2 separate regions of the Mus musculus genome follow, and region 2 is linked to region 1. Evidence: chromatin loops called from intact Hi-C (ENCODE). Cell type or tissue: left cerebral cortex. All regions are shown on one strand. Links, peaks and the distances in the headings refer to the core of each region. The heading gives the core; the rest is flanking DNA. Region 1 has its middle 15 kb from the start of Exo5. Region 2 holds the start of Mir30c-1 (microRNA 30c-1).

The links. Hi-C counts contacts between places; a loop is a spot of excess contacts. Peaks named below come from ENCODE experiments on the same cell type or tissue, not always from the same donor. Only the 100,000 strongest peaks of a DNase experiment are listed, where the experiment ranks them.
Region 2: it touches region 1 in a loop (4-fold over the local background); 7 of 42 quality-filtered maps call a loop at or near these places.

What each region holds. Positions count from the first base shown.
Region 1 is chr4:120,905,097-120,914,408 of GRCm38, reverse strand. No RefSeq gene overlaps it. Among named protein-coding and RNA genes, the nearest start is that of Exo5, 15 kb to the left of the region's middle. In left cerebral cortex, for the core only: a CTCF peak has its summit at 4,393 (motif pointing right); DNase peaks (open chromatin) are centred at 3,134 and 4,393.
Region 2 is chr4:120,764,144-120,773,455 of GRCm38, reverse strand. Nfyc (nuclear transcription factor-Y gamma) reads left to right here. Exons shown (of 10, transcript NM_008692.4): 6 at 4,557-4,730; 7 at 8,084-8,242. Mir30c-1 (microRNA 30c-1) reads left to right here and starts at 3,834; the gene lies at 3,834-3,922. Mir30e (microRNA 30e) reads left to right here and starts at 759; the gene lies at 759-850. Mir30f (microRNA 30f) reads right to left here and starts at 850; the gene lies at 759-850. In left cerebral cortex, for the core only: no CTCF peak of the experiment used is centred there; a DNase peak (open chromatin) is centred at 4,257; H3K27ac peaks cover 404 bases.

The sequences.
Region 1 (9,312 bases), core at 954-8,953:
GTAGTATTTGACATGTAAATTCTAGGCCCTGATTAACCACTCCCACCCACTGAAACCTGTGTCCCCATCATGGGGACATAAATGCAAAGAATTGCTTATTTTATCTATTTTACTTGTATTCTTGTATTCAGTTTTTCCCAGTTTCTCTCATTATTGTTGAAATATGCTTAGCATATAATCTGCCTTTTTTTTTTCCTCAGGGAGATCTGGATCAAATCTTCATTATTTTCAGTGTCCAGGTCACTGGTGTTGGTGTACAGCTGTCTCTGTCTGTAATTCTGTCCATCTCACAAGAACCGAAACTCCCCTGTGGCATCACTTCCTGCTCCTCCCAGGTCCTAGCAAGTCACTTAGTGGGGTCACACTGCTCTTATCTTTTTGTGACTGGCTTACTTTACAGAGTATCCTTAATTCTCATTAGCACAGTCAAATGTGTCAGAACTTCCTGTTTCACAATGGGACAGAATTTTATTCTATGGGAAGCACACATCTGGCTTACCCATTCATCTGTCAATGGGCCCTTGGATTTTGCCCATGTTTTATATATTGTGACTGACACTACTGTGGAACCTGGATGTGCAAATGTCTCCTCGAAACCCCACTTTCAATTGTTTTGGGTATGAACCCAGAAAAAGTGTGGTCCCACGTTCCACCTCACTGCCCGGGTGTGTGAACTCTACTCAGGCAGAAGAACCATAGAACGCTAGGCTGTATTTTACCCTACACCGACAGCAGGTGATGGGCTTGCAGGAAGCTCCAATGCACTGCTCAAGGGGTAGGAGAATGCAGCCTAGGAGGGGACCTCAGCCAAGCTGAGGCTGAACGAAGAGTTGAGGAGTCGGGGGTTCCCAAGCTCCTGGGCATACAAACGGCCCTGGGCCTGTGAAGAGGTCAGGGGGTGGGGAGGGGGTGGGGGTATGGGAGAGGGAACTCAGGTTTAGCTTAGTGGCAACTGTCCAGGATGGAGGAGGGATCTTGTGCTGGAGACTCAGGCTGCAGCTCTGTGCAACAAAGGCTTCCTCCCTCCCTCCCTCCCTCCCTCCCTCCCTCCCTCCCTCCCTCCCTCCCTCCCTCCCTCCCTTCTTGATAAGAGAGGCAGTCCTTGGTTCCATTGATTATTCATCGTGGAGACTAGGGACATACCCTTTCCTCAGGGTGGACCAGAGATTTTGCATACCTTTTGCAGGAAGGAACTTAGTCTGGGAAGGGAAGCTTCATTGGCCAAACCCTCAGGGTCCATCTAGATACCTCATTAGCGTGCAGAACTTTGTGTTTTGTGCTAGGCCACGTTCTTCTGTGTGGAGTTGTGGTCACGTGTTCCAGGCCAGGAATCTGGTCAGGAGTAGGGAACTCCTACTGTCCTCAGGTGGATGCCAGCGGTTCTGAACCCACTCAACCTTACCAAGTTTCCTGGCACAGTCCACTGCCCCACAAAAAAGAATTATTGGACCTTTGGTCTTCTAATATTCTGAGTACCTGCCTGCCATACTCTATTGCTTTCAATTTCCACCCACAAAGCATCAGAGTTCCAATTTCTTTTAGTCCTTATAATGTTTATTGTTTTCCATGCATTGATATTGATAGTGGCCATCTCTATAGGTATGAAGCAGTGTCTCACGGTAACTTTGATTTACATTGCACTAATAATTAGTGGTGTTGGGCAAACACCACTAATTAGTGCACTGGCAAACATATTAGCCTATTTGTGTATCTTTGATTTTTTGGTTTTTTTGTTTTGCCTTTTTGTTGTTGTTGTTGTTGTTCTGTTTGAGACAAGATCTTGCTTATTTATTTATTTTAAGATAGAATTTCGCTGTGTAGCCCTAGCTGATCAGGAACTTACTCTGTAGACCAGGCTGGCCTCAGACTCAGACATCTGCCAGCTGATGCCTCCTGAGTGCTAGGATTAAAGGTGTGTACCACCATGCTCAGCTCCATTTTATTCTCTTGAGACTGGGTCTCTAACTGAACCTGGAACTCACTGGTTTTGGCTAGACTGGCTGGCCAGTAAGCTCCATCTCTCATATGTACAGTGTGTTACATGCGCTGCTTCCCCCATACACATAAGCAAATGTAAGAACATTTTAAAAAGATCTCTAAGGGGGACTGGAGTGACAGCTCAGCAGTTAAGAAACTGGATGCTCTTCTAGAGGGCAACAGTAAAGTATGTGCTGCAAATCTACAGACACAGACAAAATATGTATACACAGAATTGTAAAACTCTCTATGATAGTACCCAGCACTGGGGCACTGGATTATGGGCTGTCAGTCTAATCTTCCACCATATAAAACCACTCAATGCATACACAGCATAGGAGAAATTCAAGATCCCTCTGGGTCACTGACATTTCTCAGACACAGGTAAGGAAGGGACTTTTTATCAACAGTATTCATTTATTAGTATCATTCATTCAGGCACTCATTTTGCAGGGCTGAGGATTGAACCCAGGGCCTTCCATATGCTAGGCCAACATTCCACCATTGAGCTACATCCCTAACCACATGAGATAATTTTATAAAACCTACAAAAAAATATGGTTTTGTTGAAGGGATGATTTAAAAAAACACCCACAACAACAACAAAACCCAGAGTCTTACGTAGCCCAGGCTAGGTCAAACGTGCTATGAAACTCCTGATCTTCCAGCCTCTGCCTCCAGAGTGCTGGGATTACAGGTGTGCACTACCACACTCAGTCAGAGGAGACAATAATATTCTTCTTCTTATTATTATTATTGATACAGGATCTCATTATGTCACCCTGGCTGGCCTGGAACTCTCTCTGCAGATCAGACTGGCCTTGAGTTTGCAGAGACCCTGCCTCTGCTTCCAGAGTGCTGGAATTAAAGGCATATCCCACCACAGCCTGTCTGATATTTTAGGACTAGCCTAGATCTTCATTCCTGGGTCCTGGAAGATATCCTTTACCAATCTATGCAATTTCTAGGCAAACATACAGACATAAAGCAGTCAAGACTGCGAGCCCCCACTCTACCAGCCATACAGGTGACACTAGCTAGTGAGCTATGCTAGGCTTTATTTATAAAGGAGCTGGCGGCCACAGTTTGGCAACCTCTTCACAATCCCCTCTCATAGTTATTATTGGCACAGGTGTTGGTCTCATGTGCAGTTCTCAGTGACTCACTTTCGGCAGTCGGTGGAATCTTCAGCGAGGCCTTTTCTTTGGCAGGTTGCTCCTCCCTACTCCGTGAACATTGATGCTTCAACAGCCAGTTTGCTTTTGAAACTGTCTCACCATGTAGCCCTGGTTGATCTGAAACTTCCTATGACTGGGCTGACCTTAAACTCAGAGATCCACCTTCCCATGTCTCCTGAGTGCTGGGACTAAGGGCAGGAGTCACAGTATCCAACCTTGATAAGCCAGTCTTCTGTCATTGTCCCCTCACACCACATGGGCCTGGGGCTGAACTATGGACACTGTGTGACTGATGATGGCTAAATGTGCTGCTATAGTTTTTTGTTTTTGTTTTTGTTTTTTGTTTTGTCAACTTGACACAAGCTGGAGTCATCTGAGAAGAGGGACTCTCAATTGAGAAGACTCCATTAGATTAGCCTGTAGTTCGTTTTTTGTTTTTTTGTTTTTTTTCCTTTTTGTTTGTTTGTTCTCGTCTACCAAAGCTTCAGTCTTTTCAAATGGCTCCTGGCCAGGAATTCCCCGGGAGCAGGATTTGGAACGGATAGTAGTCTCCATCCTATACCATAGACTCCTGTTTTCAGACAACATTTTGAAAATAGGCATTACGGGGGTATAATTACAGATGTAATGTACTCTTTCTGTTGTTTTGCTTGGGGGAGGGTAGGGTGTGGCTAGGTAACCTAGACTATCCTTGAACACTTGATCCTCATACATCAGTTTCCCAAGTGCTGGAATTACAAGCCTAAGCCACCACACTTAGTTTACTAATTGACGTTCCCCACGCCCCCTGCAAATTAGTCTTGAATGTTCTAAAATTTCATGTAATGAAGGCATTTACCCTTTGTGTAATACCTTTCCTTCAGCACGCACATGTTGTTGTCATTTTGACACTTCATCCCTGCTGTTGCTTTTGCAAGCACAGTAGTGTCCTATGGTTGCCCATCTCAATATGCCACAGGTGGATTTTCCCCCACTGTGGGTAGATGTGACAGTTATACATCTGTTACTTCTTCCAATCTTCCTTCCGTTGCCTGTTCTGTCATAGTTCCTTAAAGGTAGTGGTTTTTAACCTTCCTAAAATTGTGACCCGTTAATAGAGTTCCTCATGTTGTGGTGACCCCCCAACCATAAAATACTTAGGCGACTAACAGATGACGCCCCAAAAAGGGTCGACCCACAGGTTAAGAGCAGCGGCTTCAAGTTTCTTTCAATGAGAGCACGACATTTTGTCAGTAGATGGCGCTGCAGAGCCATTGCAGCAGGAAGGAACTTGCATTTCCTTCTGGTGAGTTGTTTTACTCTCCCCGTCTGTGCCAACAGCACATGCATGGGCTATCTGTTTGTGTTTTGCCCCGACTACATGTCCCCATCACATTAACACCTATAAAGATACAACCCTAGTCCAGAGCCGCCTTGAACAATGCTCCCAATGAGGACACTGCCCATCTCAGCTGGCCCGGACATGGACATTCGTGACTCCTGTGTGCCAAGTCTCAGCTTCTGCTCCAGGGTGCTTCCAACACCAGGTCTTGCACCATTCTGTGTGCAAGTAGGTTCATGACTATTCTGGGCACTCGTGTTTCTTCTACCAAGGCTAGCCTTTGTAGCACAGCCGACTTCTTACATTATCGTACATGTTTGCTAACAGGTTTGCGTCACAGCTTTAGGAAGAGTCCCACCTTCCAATTTGTTTCTTTGGGTATCTTCCTTCAGCTTTAGGATAGTCCTTAGGTCATTTTGAACTCGGGGCCTTGTGCGTGCTAGGCAAGTACTCTACCACTGAAGGATACCAGGCTTTTCCCTCTCCTTTTACATCTTCATAGCTGCTCCAATGCTAAATTGATGTGTTTTTCTTTTGTTATTATCTTTTCTTGAGACAAGGTCTCCTATGTAGCCCAGGCTGGCCATGAACTTACCATGATTCTCCTACATCTACTTTGAAGTGTTTGGATTACAGGCATGAGCCTACTAAACTGGCTGGTTTGTTTTAACATTTCCTTCTTAAGCTGGGCATAGTGAGGTATCCCTGGCCTCAGGTTAAACTACACATTGAGTTCCAAAACAGCTTGGGTCACAGTAAAAACATGTCTTAGAAAGAAAAAAAAAAAAAAACGGAATTAATTATATGATTACTTAATAAAGTCCCTCTTTCAAATTTCTACGTGGTTTCAATATTTGGACTGCACTGTAACAGACAGTTTGTAAGTTTGTTTCCATTTGGGGCTTTCATGAGTGGATAAAGCTGTTTTGGATGTTCTCGCCTTTGGGAAGTTGTCTTGTCTTTTCCTCCTTTCTTTCCTTTCTTTCTTTCTATCTTTCTTTCTTTCTTTCTTTTTTCCTTCCTTCCTTCCTTCCTTCCTTCCTTCCTTTCTTTCTTTCTTTCTTTCTTTCCTTCTTTCCTAGAACACTCCCATGTTATTTATTTTTTTTTTGTTTGTTTGTTTTTGAGAAAAGGTCTCACTGTGATGCTCTGGCTGGTCTGGATCTTTTTTTTTTTTTGTAAAATTTAAAATTTTATTGATTTAAATACACCAGCCATTTATAAAATCATGATAATAATTAAATTACAAAATGAGAAAAAGCAAAAGCAAAATCAGCCCACCAAAAGTATAATGGAGCATAGCAAGCAAAATGTTCAGGATTTTATAAGAACAGATCATGCATGTTACTTAATATTAGCACTGACCATTCATTCAGCTCCAGTTAAATATCATTCAACTCAAGGAAGAGCGTCAACAGATGCATTTCTGGGGAATGTGCTATTGCATGTTAATGACCAAATAGTGAGTACATTATCTATTAATAACAAAAATAATCATTATGGGAAAGCATAGTTTAAGTCCCTAACACAGAGTATGAAGGCTGCTGAGAATCAGGTCATAGGCACATTTGCAGCTGAACTTATGCATTGCGTTGTGCACAGCTGCCCTTCAATTATTTCAACTCTTACCTGTGAGTTGCTTGCTTCTAACTGCGCGCATAATGTACTGCTATTCCCACGGTGTCCAGAGGCTGAGGCCACACCCAGGTAGATACTCTCTCACTTAAAACCAAGAAGTAGAAGAATTTTGGATCTTCCGTTCTTGTGACTTAAAATTAGGACTCGGTTAATTTTTTATTAATCTTAGAACCTATTTTCAAACAAGTTCAATCCCATGTTACTTCCGGTTTTGACAGTAGTTATCCATACATAAGTAGAACTTTCTTCGTTCCGTGTTAGGTGGATTTGGGGTTAAAAATTCATTTTTCCAACCATGTGGAGTGATTAATTGCCATTTCTTTTTGTTTGTTTATTTTGTTTGTAGAACATGATTTTAATATTTTCAACTGCTAATATTCAACAAACTAATTATTTTAAGATATATTTTGTTGTTATGTCTCACTTTTCATTTCTGATTTTATTAATTTGGATCCTGTCTCTGTGCCCTCTGGTTAGTCTGGATAAGGGTTTATCTATCTTGTTGATTTTCTCAAAGAACCAGCTCCTGGTTTTGTGGATTCTTTGAATAGTTCTTTTTGTTTCTATTTGGTTGATTTCAGCCCTGAGTTTGATTACTTCCTGACATCTCTTGGGTGTATTTGCTTTTTTTGTTGTTCTAGAGCTTTCAGGTGTTGCTGTCAAGCTGCTAGTGTAAGCTCTCTTCAGTTTCTATTTGGAGGTGCTTAGAGCTATGAGTTTTCCTCTTACCACTGTTTTCATTGTGTCCCATAAGTTTTGGTATGATGCATCTTCATCATCATTAAATTCTAAAAAGCCTTTAATTTCTTTAGTTCTTCCTTGACCAAGTTATCATTGAGTAGAAAGGTGTTCAGCTTCCATGCGTATGTGTGCTTTCTGTTCTTTTTGTTGGATTTAAGACCAGCCTTAGTCCATGGTGATGTGATAGGTTGCATGGGATTATTTCAAACTTCTTGTATCTGTTGAGGCCTGTTTTGTGACCAGTTATATGGTCAGCTTTGGAGAAGGTACTGTGAAGTGCTGAGAAGAAGGTATATTCTTTTGCTTTATGAAATGTTCTATAAATATCTGTTAGATCCATTTGGCTCATAACTTCTCTGAGTTTCACTGTGTCTCTGTTTAGTTTCTGTCTCCATGATCTGTCCATTGCTGAGACTGGGGTGTTGAAGTCTCCCGCTATTATTCTGTGGGGTGCGATGTGTGCTTTGAGCTTTAGTAAACTTTCTTTTATGAATGTGGGTGCCCTTGCATTTGCAGCATAGATGTTCAGAATTGAGAGTACATCTTGGTAGGTTTTTTTTTCTTTGACCAGTATGAAGTGTCCTTCCTTATCTTTTTTGATAACTTTTGGTTGAAAGTTCAGCTTGTTTCTTGGGACCATTTACTTGGAAAATTGTTTGCCAACCTTTTACTCTGAAGTAGTATCTGCCTCTATCTCTGAGGTGTTTCCAGTATGCAGCAAAATGCTGGGTCCTGTTTACATATCCAGTCTGTTAGTCTACGTCTCTTTGGGGGGAAATTGAGTCCATTGGCGTTAAAAAATATTAAGAAAAAGTGATTGCTACTTCCTGTTAGTTTTGTTGTTAGAGATGGCTATCTTCTTTTGGATTTGTTGAAAGATTACTTTCTTGATTTTTCTAGGGTGTAGTATCCCTCCTTGTGTTGGTATTTTCCATCTATTATCCTTTGTAGGGCTGGATTTATGGAAAGATATTATGCAAATTTGGTTTTTGTCATGAAATATCTTGGTTTCTCCATCTATAATTGAGAATTTTGCTGGGTATAGTATCCTGGGCTGGTTTTTGTGTTCTCTTAGAGTCTATATGACATCTGCCCAGGATCTTCTAGCTTTCATAGTCTCTGGTGAGAAGTCTGGTGTAATTCTAGGCCTGCCTTTCTATATTACTTGACCTCTTTCCCTTACTGCTTATAATATTCTTTCTTTATTTAGTGCATTTGTTGTTCTGATTATTATGTATCGGGAGGAATTTCTTTTCTGGTCCAGTCTATTTGGAGTTCTGTAGGCTTCTTGTATGTTCATGGGCATCTCTTTCTTTAGGTTAGGGAAGTTTTCTTCTATAATTTTGTTGAAGATATTGACTGGCCCTTTAAGTTGGGAATCTTTGCTCTCTTTTATACCTATTATCCTTAAGTTTGGTCTTCTCATTGTGTCCTGGATTTCCTAGATATTTTGGGTTAGGAGCTTTTTGCCTTTTGCATTTTCATTGACTGTTGTGTCAATGTTTTCTATGGTATCTTCTGCATCTGAGATTCTCTCTTCTGTCTGTTGTATTCTGTTGGTGTTGCTTGCATCTATGACTCCTTGTTGGGCCCCATTTTGGCCCTGGTTTGGGCCTTGAGGACAAAACTGAGCCTGGCTCGAGTTTCTGTGGCCTTGTGGGAGAGCCTAAGCCTGGTTTTGAGACCTGACTCAGTCACTTCTGTATCAGGGTGACTAAGCAAAACCTGTTTGGCCCTGCCTCTGCCCCGCAGATGTAGAGTTTTGCCATTGGTCCTGCCATTGCCTCCATACCATCCATCACCCTTCCCGCCTCCTATGTCATCTTACTCCACAAAAATCCCCTCCCTATGTTTCGAACTTATATAAGGGAGAGAGGCTGATACCATAAAGTTGAGTTCCTGCTTCGACAAGACCCCTGGCTTGGTGTGTTTCTTTTGGACCATCGATACTTGCCATACTGCTCAGCCACGGAGAGACCCTGGAGGGACCAGGACCTTGCTCCTCTCCCCTGGACCTGCCTGCAAGGAGCCAGCAACTCCTGATCTCTTTCCTAGGTTTTCTAACTCCAGGGTTGTCTCCCTTTGTGATTTATTGTTTCTATTTCCATTTTTAGATCTTGGATGGTTTTGTTCATTTCCTTCACCTGTTTGATTGTGTTTTCCTGTAATTCTTTAGGGGATTTTTGTGTTCCCTCTTTAAGGGCTTCTAGCTGTTTACCTGTGTTCTCCTGTATTTCTTTAAGGGAGTTGTTTATGTCCTTCTTAAAGTCCTCTATCATCATCATGAGAAGTGATTTTTAGATCCGAATGTCGCTTTTCTGATGTGATGGTGTATCCAGGACTTGCTATGGTGGCATAATTGGGTCCTGATGATGCTAAGTAACCTTGGTTTCTGTTGCTTATTTTCTTTTGCTTGCCTCCCGCCATCTGATTATCTCTAGTGCTACCTGCCTTGCT
Region 2 (9,312 bases), core at 871-8,870, 140 kb after region 1:
TCACAGATAGTGGGGTGAAGCTCAGTTCAGGATTTCTTCATCTAAAATAAAAGCTTTTTCAGCCAGTCAGTTTTCAGATTCTAAGAAACAACCTCTTTGTGCATAGTGATCAGATTGGAGCCAGTGGCTTTTATTTTCTTACTCTATGCTGTGTCTCTGTAGTGTGATGACTCTACCCATCATCCACTGAGTCAGAACCTATGACCCCATGACCCCAGGAATCAATAATTAAAGTTCCCTAGATGCTTTGGTGTCCAGTGAAGTTTTAGAACCACCATTTACATTTTTCTTTTTAATTACAAGAACTAAGTGTCTGCCCTTCTTCTGCCTGTTCATCTCCAAAGATCACACCATTTGTTTTGTTCAGCACTTGGGTGCATATAACTTAGTTGTGATTGTGATAGACCCCAGTCCTATAGAGCTCATTGTTTCAGGCACGCAGTTTGCATGATTCACTAGGTTTAGTGTAATATGCCTCAGAGAAGTAAAGCCATACCATGTCCTGCTTGTTTTATTTTTGTTCATAAAATATAAGTGTTTTTAACTAATTATTTTGTAGTATACTGTTTAGAGTCATTTAATGACAACCATTCTCCCCATGTTGACCTGTACAAATAACCAGTCAGAAAACCTGTTGGAGAAGTGGGCATCCTAATTGACATTAATTCTGACCCTGCATGAGGGTTTTTGGGTTAGCAAGCCCTGGGTCACCTCCTTATGGGAGCAGGTTGTGCCTCACTGAAGCTCTTTATTTTTCTGGGCAGTCTTTGCTACTGTAAACATCCTTGACTGGAAGCTGTAAGGTGTTGAGAGGAGCTTTCAGTCGGATGTTTACAGCGGCAGGCTGCCACAGTCGTCCCCGGCTGCGCTCATCGGCTTTGAGACATTGCAGGTTTGTGCCCATGAACTTGTCTCCTTTTCTTGGGTTACTTCCTTTCTCTCTGAGAAGTCACAAGAACTCAGACTGTCTCTCTTCGTTTGGAGCTGATAATACCATGAGCCTGTTTTCCTTATTGGATTTTTGCTCCCATGTATCCACCAGGAGTTTCCTTTAAAGACAAGGTGGTAAGATCTGTGATGCAGTCAGGCATTGCTCTTATTGTACTGATTGTTCACTATGGGCTGCCTGCTGAATAGATGACTAAAGAGAAAGTTATTATCCTATACCAGTGGTTCTCAGCCTTCCTAATGCTGCACCATTTAATACAGTTCCTCATGTTGTAATAACCTCCCAACAATAAAATTTTTTTCATTGCTATTTCATAACTGTAATTTGCTACTGTTATGAATTTTAATGCAACTATCTGTTTTTCAGTAGTCTTAGGTGATCCATGTGAAAGGATCTTTCCATCCCACAAAGGGGTCACAACCCACAGGTTGAGAGCTGCTGACCTATACCTTCCTCCAAAGTTGTTTGTTCTTCTGGGTCTGTCAGGGTGTTAGATTTGCTGGTGGTCTACCCCATCTCCCTCTTTTGTTCTTTGGTTTGGTTTGGATTTTTGAGATAGGCTCTCCCTGTGTATCCCTGGCTAGACTAGACTGTGTAGACCAGGTTGTTCTGGAACTCGGAGAGATCTATCTGCTTCTGCCTCCTGAGTGCTGGGATTCAAGGCATGGACCACTATACTTAGTCCATCTCCCTTTAAAAGGTATACAGCAAGAACACTCCTTTAGCTGCCTGGTTTTAGTTCTTTGTAGGTGTTTGAGCTATTGATTGGCATCCTATTCAGGACAGCTGCTGCCTGGCATTTAAAAGGTTGAGATTGCTGAAAGCTGGCCTGAAATTCTAAGATAGCATTTTTTAATTCTCTGTAGACATGAAGTTTTCCCAAGCTCCAAATTGGCTGGCACCTCCTAAAGTCCTTTAAAAGTGCCTACTCTCCAAAACACACCCTCTGAAGGAGGCAGCAGTTCACCCTGCCACTAAAGCAAATGTATTTTTTCCCCTAGTCTGGAGCTGGCTGCTCATCAGTGTAGTGATGACCCTGTGCTGTGATACTGTTTGTTCACTGTCACTGTTTTTCAGTCTCAGCACTGGAGAAGCCACTGTTAGTGTGGAGCAGGTACCCTTCTGTACTGAGTGTTAGCATGGAGCAGGTACCTTTCTGTACTGACCTATTCGGTCAGGTGTTTTCCTAGGGCTTGGTGCTGATCCATCTGGAAAGGGAGACACTGGATTATGAGGCTTCTCAGAGATGATTTGGAGTCTCCCTCTCTCTTTTTTGCCATGGAAGTAAGTAGATTGTCTGCAAGTAGATGGTAGTTGAGGGTTGACTTCTCCCCGACTAAGCTATGAGTTGAAAGTTCCTTGCTCATTGAAATGTCATTATCTTTTCACCCATTTCTTTAAATCAAGCATCATCATTTCCTGCTGGCTTGATCTCCATTTGCAGAATGAGTGCTTCATAAAGCAGAAGAACCTTACTTGTGCCTCCTTCCATCACAGCAATTTGAAAATAGCCATGCTTGTCCTGACAACAGTGTTCTAGAAACTGTCTAAGTCATTATTACCTGAGAGGATGCAGTAGAAAACATGGGAGAGGCTACCTGCCTGCCTGAGAGCTTTTGCTAAAGCACTATTTTGGGTTCTGGCAGAAGTATTTAAAGAATTTGCTTTTTATCTTGGAAAAACAAAACAAAACCCTTGTTCAGTGTTGTAATTATGGACACCTAGAGCTGATCACAGGTCAAAGGCAGGAAGGGACCGTGTCCCCAGCTGCTCTGTGTTCTCAGTTCTTAATACTCTCATAAGCTAAGAGTGTTTCCACTGTTAAGTCCGGCCTTCCTATTTCTAAAATAGGAAGGGGAGATCTCAGTGAGGGGAAAAATAGACACTGAACTTATTTCCACAGCTTTGGAAAGAGCAGTTGACCTCAGTTTTGTGGTCTAAAGGAGTATTGGTATGTATCCCTGCCAAGACATGGTTGCCAGCTGACTTTTGCTTAAAATGGAAAAGAAACCAAAATTGAAATGGACCTGGCTTTGACTTGAAGTTGAGAAAATAAAAGGAGCTCTATATATATATTTTTTTTACCTCTGCTGAAGGTTGAGGACTGAAACTGTGGGTTTGAAGCATAGACTACATTATCGCAGAAGGTCAGCTTATGCTTAAAGACTTGCTTGGATAACCAGAACGTTAGGAACAGTTTTGTGTTCTGGGTTGATGACCATTGGGGAACCTTGTTATGTTGCGATTGAAATGTCTCAGAGGCTAGTTATTCATGATCCCAGTTACAGGATTAACAGGCAGGCACTTAGCCTGGTACTACAAGGACAACTTTTCCCACACACTTGGTCACAGATCTGAGGTACTCTTTTGTAGAGTTATTGGTTATAGCTGTTCAGTTTAGAAGAATTAATACTGCAGTCAGTATGCATTCAGAAAAGTACTTCTCTCTCTCCAGCTTTCTCTTTGTCTGATAAGTAGACTCATCAGTCAGGTAGTATATACCAGTACCTGTATGGAACTACCAGGGACAGTAGCTAGCAAGCAAGCAAGTGAGAGGCAGTAGTACTTACATCTGAGCAGAACTGACAGTTTGTCATGCAAGTACAAAATCTTGCAATAAGTGTCCATGACAGTGTCATGGAAGTGCACTTTAGAGAGCATTGAGCAGGTGAGAAGGTCTCAGTACCTTGAGAAGTATCTCGTTTTTGAAACCTGACAGGGAAAGCTCTGAATAAGGAAGTGAATAAAATTAGCTAATATTCTTACTCAGCCCATGTGGTCGAATATATTTGTTGTCCTGGACGGGGACACTATGTGTCACAGGTCACTCGGGATGAGACGCTGATCTCTAGGTGGTCAGAGACCTACCAACCCCTGGGCTGTAACCATGTTGTAGTGTGTGTAAACATCCTACACTCTCAGCTGTGAGCTCAAGGTGGCTGGGAGAGGGTTGTTTACTCCTTCTGCCATGGAAAACGTCAGCTGAAGAACAATCTCTTCACCCGACAGATCGGACAGAATGCTGCCTCCCTAGTCAGCCAAAGCAGCGCCCCAGCGGAGAGCTATCATCAGGTCCCCTGGGTTGCACTTCTGTGGCTAAGTACAACTAGACTTAGATGCTCTGCTGGGGTAGACACATCAGTGATGAACATAGAGCTCTCAGTGTGTTGTGAAAAAAAAGCTGGAAAAGCCTAGGAAAAGCTGTTTCCTCTCTCCCTGATAGATCCCTTCTGGGACTTGGGGATATTAAGTTTGGGTAGCATCTTCCATCGCAGGCTTTGACAGAATCTACTGACAAGCTCTGCTGGTGCATGGTTGTTGCTTATGGTAATTATTTGCCTGTTTGCAACTCATCACACAATGGATGATTACTCGGGACTTCAGAAAATTGGCTGTATGTTCTGTGAAGCCTATAGAAACTGTTATTTTTAGTTTGATTTAGCACAACTGGTCTCCAAATTCCACTTCTCCTTTGACTGCAAATGTGGAGAGCTCAGCATTCGGCAGGCAACTGCACATAGCCTGTTTCAGGGAAGAGTGGAAATTCACTGTGGCGGTTGCTGAGTCGGTTTTTTTCCCCTTACCTGCTTCTCCTTCCACCCCACAGGAGGAGGTACGCCAGTCTGTGACTCCTGCGGAGCCTGTCCAGTACTACTTCACGCTGGCTCAGCAGCCCACTGCTGTCCAGGTCCAGGGACAGCAGCAAGGCCAGCAGACCACCAGTTCTACGACCACCATCCAGCCTGGACAGATCATCATTGCACAGCCTCAGCAGGGTCAGGTCTGTGAGTGGCAGGGAGTACCCACCTAGTAACACAGTGTCTCTTAGGTTTGGGTGGGGCAAGTGTGACCAGTACAGAGAGAGGCCATCACATCCTTACAGAGTGCTGCATTTGATGTCTGGAAACCTGAGCTTCCCCCACATTAAGTCACAGAGGCAAAGTATCACCCTAATCTCTCTGGACCCTGTTTTCCTCTTAGGTCAGATAAGGAAAGTGCAGTGGACAAGATGTTCTCCAGGATCCCTATGAGCCCAGATATATTAGAAGGAAAAAAATTTTCACTAATGCACCCATGAACAGTAGTGGGATGTCTGTAAAAGATCTTTTCAGTGGACTCCATACCTGCTACTTGTCTATGCCAGGACTGGAATTTGTTGTTAAAGGGAGAGCAGTACTATTGCTAGCTTGCATACCTCTCCTTTCTGGCAGGTCTCTGTCCTACTGTATTTGTGTCAGGTGACCTTTTCCTTTGACAATAGTAATCAGAGGATTTTTTTTTCTCCCCCATAGTACTGTTGAGAGCAGTACCATCCGTTGGGAGTCATGAGAGGCTGCAGAGGACTCAGTACTGTGAGCTCTGAATCCCAATTCTGTCAGTCATTACTTTATTTATTCATCAGTGAGCATCCTCTGTGAGTAAAGTCTTATGCTAGGTATTGGGGACATAAGCATGGATAAAAAAATCCTGATTTTCAAGGAATTCACAGTAGTCTTAGTTGGGAATACAAATATTTTTAAAGGTTATATCATCACGTGGGATGAGTAAAACTAAGTCAGCCTTAGAATTATATACAGAGTGTTATCAAAAGAGTATCTGACAAAGATATGAGAAATTGGTGGGAGAAAAGGTGGTTAGAGGCTCCTGAAAAGAATAATGTAACTTTTAGAGGGATCACTGGAAGTGTTAATACTTTGGGAAAGCATGGTGTTGCTACTCAAAAGCTCCAGCACAGCCAGCCGCTTAGAAATGAGAAATAGCTGGGCATGGTGGCATACGTGTATAATTCCAGCACACTGGAAGGGGGATGGGGGGAGAATCAAGAGTTTGAGACAAGACTCAGCTGTATGAAATTCTGTTTCAAAACAAGCAAGTAGAGCAAGCAGACAGAAAAGTGAGAAACGGCAAAGGAAATGATGTGAATTTAATTAGTATGAGAGCTATCTAGGCAAGTCTAGGAAACATATCCTAGAGAGTCTTGTATATTTCTAGTGAAGAACTAAGTTTGTTTGGGGTGGGATGGATTTAATTTTTTTTTTTGACTTTAGGATTTATTTCTTGTTCATTTACTCATAAAATAGAAGTATATTGAGTACTCTCTCTGTCGGACACTACTAGGCAAACAAGGTTCAAAACTGATTATGGCCCAGTCCTTGTCTCAGGATTCACTGCACCCTAATGCCCTGTGCCTCTGCAGTGAGAAATCTTTACCTGCCAAAGGCTTTGTCCCTTTACTGAGTGAACTTAAAGAGAGGCTGCCAAGGACTGGCCCTGATTGACTGATTGACCCAAGAAGTCCATGGCTGTTGGGCTTACAGCAGGGCACACTATGGGTGATTTAGCAGCTTCCATGCTAATACAAGTCCTCATTTTCTTGAAACAATTTAGAATACCTTGGAAATACTCTCAAAAATTGGGTTGGTGGAGTACAGTGATGGGTTGGCAGCATGCTTGGTTTTGGTCAGCAAAGATTTCATCTGTCTTCCTTGCCAGCTGAGACCTGCTGGGCTTGGAGCTGAGAAAGCTTGTGAGGTTGATGAAGTTGTATTGCTGTCCTGCTTTAGGTTTAGGGTAGCCAGGGGCTAGGTCACACCTCCCTAGACCCATAGTGAGTGAGTAGTGAAGGTTGTTTCATTTTAAGTGCAGGTATCTTTCCTAAGGTAGGATATACATTATAATAAAGTTGGAAGGAAGTGTGCTGAAGTGAATTCTGTGTTTTTTGTTTTTTGTTGGGAACTCCCTTCTGGAGGTCAGGAATAGATGTAGCATCATGCTACACAGGTGGAAGAGATTATTTATTTGCTGTTGTCCAACCTACCAAGGAGACTTATACTGAGAATGCTGTCTCTCCTCTTCCAGTCATTCTTTCCTACTGAGTAATCTCTTAAATCTCTTCTCTAGTTTCTATGACACACACACACACACACACACACACACACCCTTCCCCCACCCTAGTTTTAGTTACCAAGTTACTACATCTGGGGCACCTGTGCAATCAAGAATTAACATTAGAACAGCAACATCATTTGAAGTCTATGATACTTTGAGACTCTCCCTATCATCTGGTTGTCAGGGTTGTTAGCTCAGAGCAGGGAAGATCATGTCTGATGTGGGATGAGACTACAGGTACAGGTACTCCACCAATCTCCCATCATTCCCATTTTTAGACAGGTCAGATACACTGCGTTCATTTCTCTGTAAAAGTCACATCTAAGAAGCTGGGCAGTGTTGGCGAATACCTTTCATCCCAGAGCTTGGGAGGCAGAGGCAGGTAGATCTGTTATGAGTTTGAGATCAGCCTGGTCTACAAAGTGAGTTCCAGGATATCGAAAGCTACACAGGAAACCCTGTCTCTAAAAACCTTTTAAACAAAGCTACATTAGGGGCTAAGGTCTTGGGATTTAGAGTCTGCTTCATAGTGATAAAGCTGCTAAGTACAAGTCATGAACATAAGGCACAAATGTCTTAAATCTGGACTCTTCATTCTTGACTATTCAAGCTATTGCGTTGCTGGGTGCTGCTGAATGAGGGTAGGCTTTGTTGAGTTGTCAGCATCTGATGTTTTCACCCCTGTGGGGAGCTCTGCTATAATCTGTAGCAACTGTCTGGCTAAGCTGGGCCAGGTTCACTCTGCTGCTTGAGTGGATGAGAGCCCACATGCGCTAGGCCTAGCCTGAGAGATGAGCCTTTGTGCTTTGTTTGCCTTTCATTGTTTTTCATGCCTACAATACAGTCTAGGACCCTAAATATAGTGCATTCACATAGGCTCCACTTCATGTTTCCTGGTGTCCTCTAGATTCGCCTTCCCCTAATTTGACATGGGTCTGTTTCTGTCAGTTGTCATGATTGCTTTGATTTTTTTTTTTTCTTCCCTATTTTATATGCACTCTGCCATCACAGAAGGACTATGGAGTTGCAACATTTAAGCTTAGATATTCTGCACTGTGAACCTAAAACTTGGTTTGGCTTTCTTGTTTCTTTTTCAGACTTAACTCTAGCTGTGTTGTACAACCATTGGGCTGCATGTTAAGAGGGTGACAAATTTAGGCAGTAATGGAGTGTGTGAGCTTCCAGTTTACTACTGCAGGCTCCCAGCCAGAGCTCAAACAGCTTTCTCTTGGCTCTTCCTTCTAGACCACACCCGTGACCATGCAGGTTGGAGAAGGTCAGCAGGTGCAGATTGTACAGGCCCAACCTCAGGGTCAGGCCCAGCAGACCCAGAGTGGCACTGGACAGACCATGCAGGTGATGCAGCAGATCATTACCAACACAGGAGAGATCCAGCAGATCCCGGTAAGCCTGTCTTCACTGTCCCCAGCCGGATGGGTTTCTTCAGTTCATGGTGTCAGTATTCCCATTACACACCCAGCTTTATTCGCTGTTTCCTTTCTACTCTGCTTCAGTCCAGGTTCTGCCTTACTTGTGCTGGAGCTCCCCTCTGTTCCCCTCCTGCACCTACTCAGAGAAACGGTGCTAGCTGTAGCTCTTGCCTATTACCACCACCACCACCTCTGCTACTGCATTTATTTGTTTGTGCATGAGTAGGTTTGCTTTTTTGTATGTGTATAGAAATCAGTACAACATTATGTAATGAGATTTTCCAAGGCACTTTCATCTATACAAGTGGTTTAATGTCAGCTAAAAGCTTCAGTATATATTTTGTCAGGGAATTTGAGTACCACAACTTTTTCTACCACATGGGTCCTGGAGACTGAACTCAGGTCATCAGGCTTGGCAACAGGTGACATTTCATCACCCCCAGACCTATCTTTTGATTAGAAGAGAATAAGAGGGGTATGTAAGGATGGCCATAAATAACACTTGTTACATATTCTTTAGTTGGTTCCCAGAGGAGCAAAGTATATTTTTGGCTTCCATTTAACTTACTCATTCCTTTACTTAAAAAGCCCCTGTTCTTTTAGTTATCACAACAGCAACTCTAGGCATGCAAGAAGCAACAAGTGATCAAAATGAGGAGTAGAGCAGTCCTTCATGAAATGTAGGCTGATAGGAATCCACTTGAACTTGCTTTGCCACTTTTCTGGAACAAAGCCCAAAGAACACCCTTTGTCTCATACAAAACATACGAGTAGTTCCAGGTATTTGGGTTTTACATTTTGTCACTATTTTAGCCACCAATTCTAAGACATTCCTTTTAAATGGTTCTCTTTTTGTATGTGTTGTTGTTTGTTTGTTTTCAAAGACAGAGTTTCTCTGTATAGCTCTGGCTATCCTGGAACTCTCTGTAGACCAAGCTGGCCTCAAAGATCCACCTGTCTCTGCTTTCTGATAGCTGGAAATAAAGGCGTGTGCCACCATAGTCTGACTTATGTGGTTTGTATGAACCAAAGTAAGATCATTTA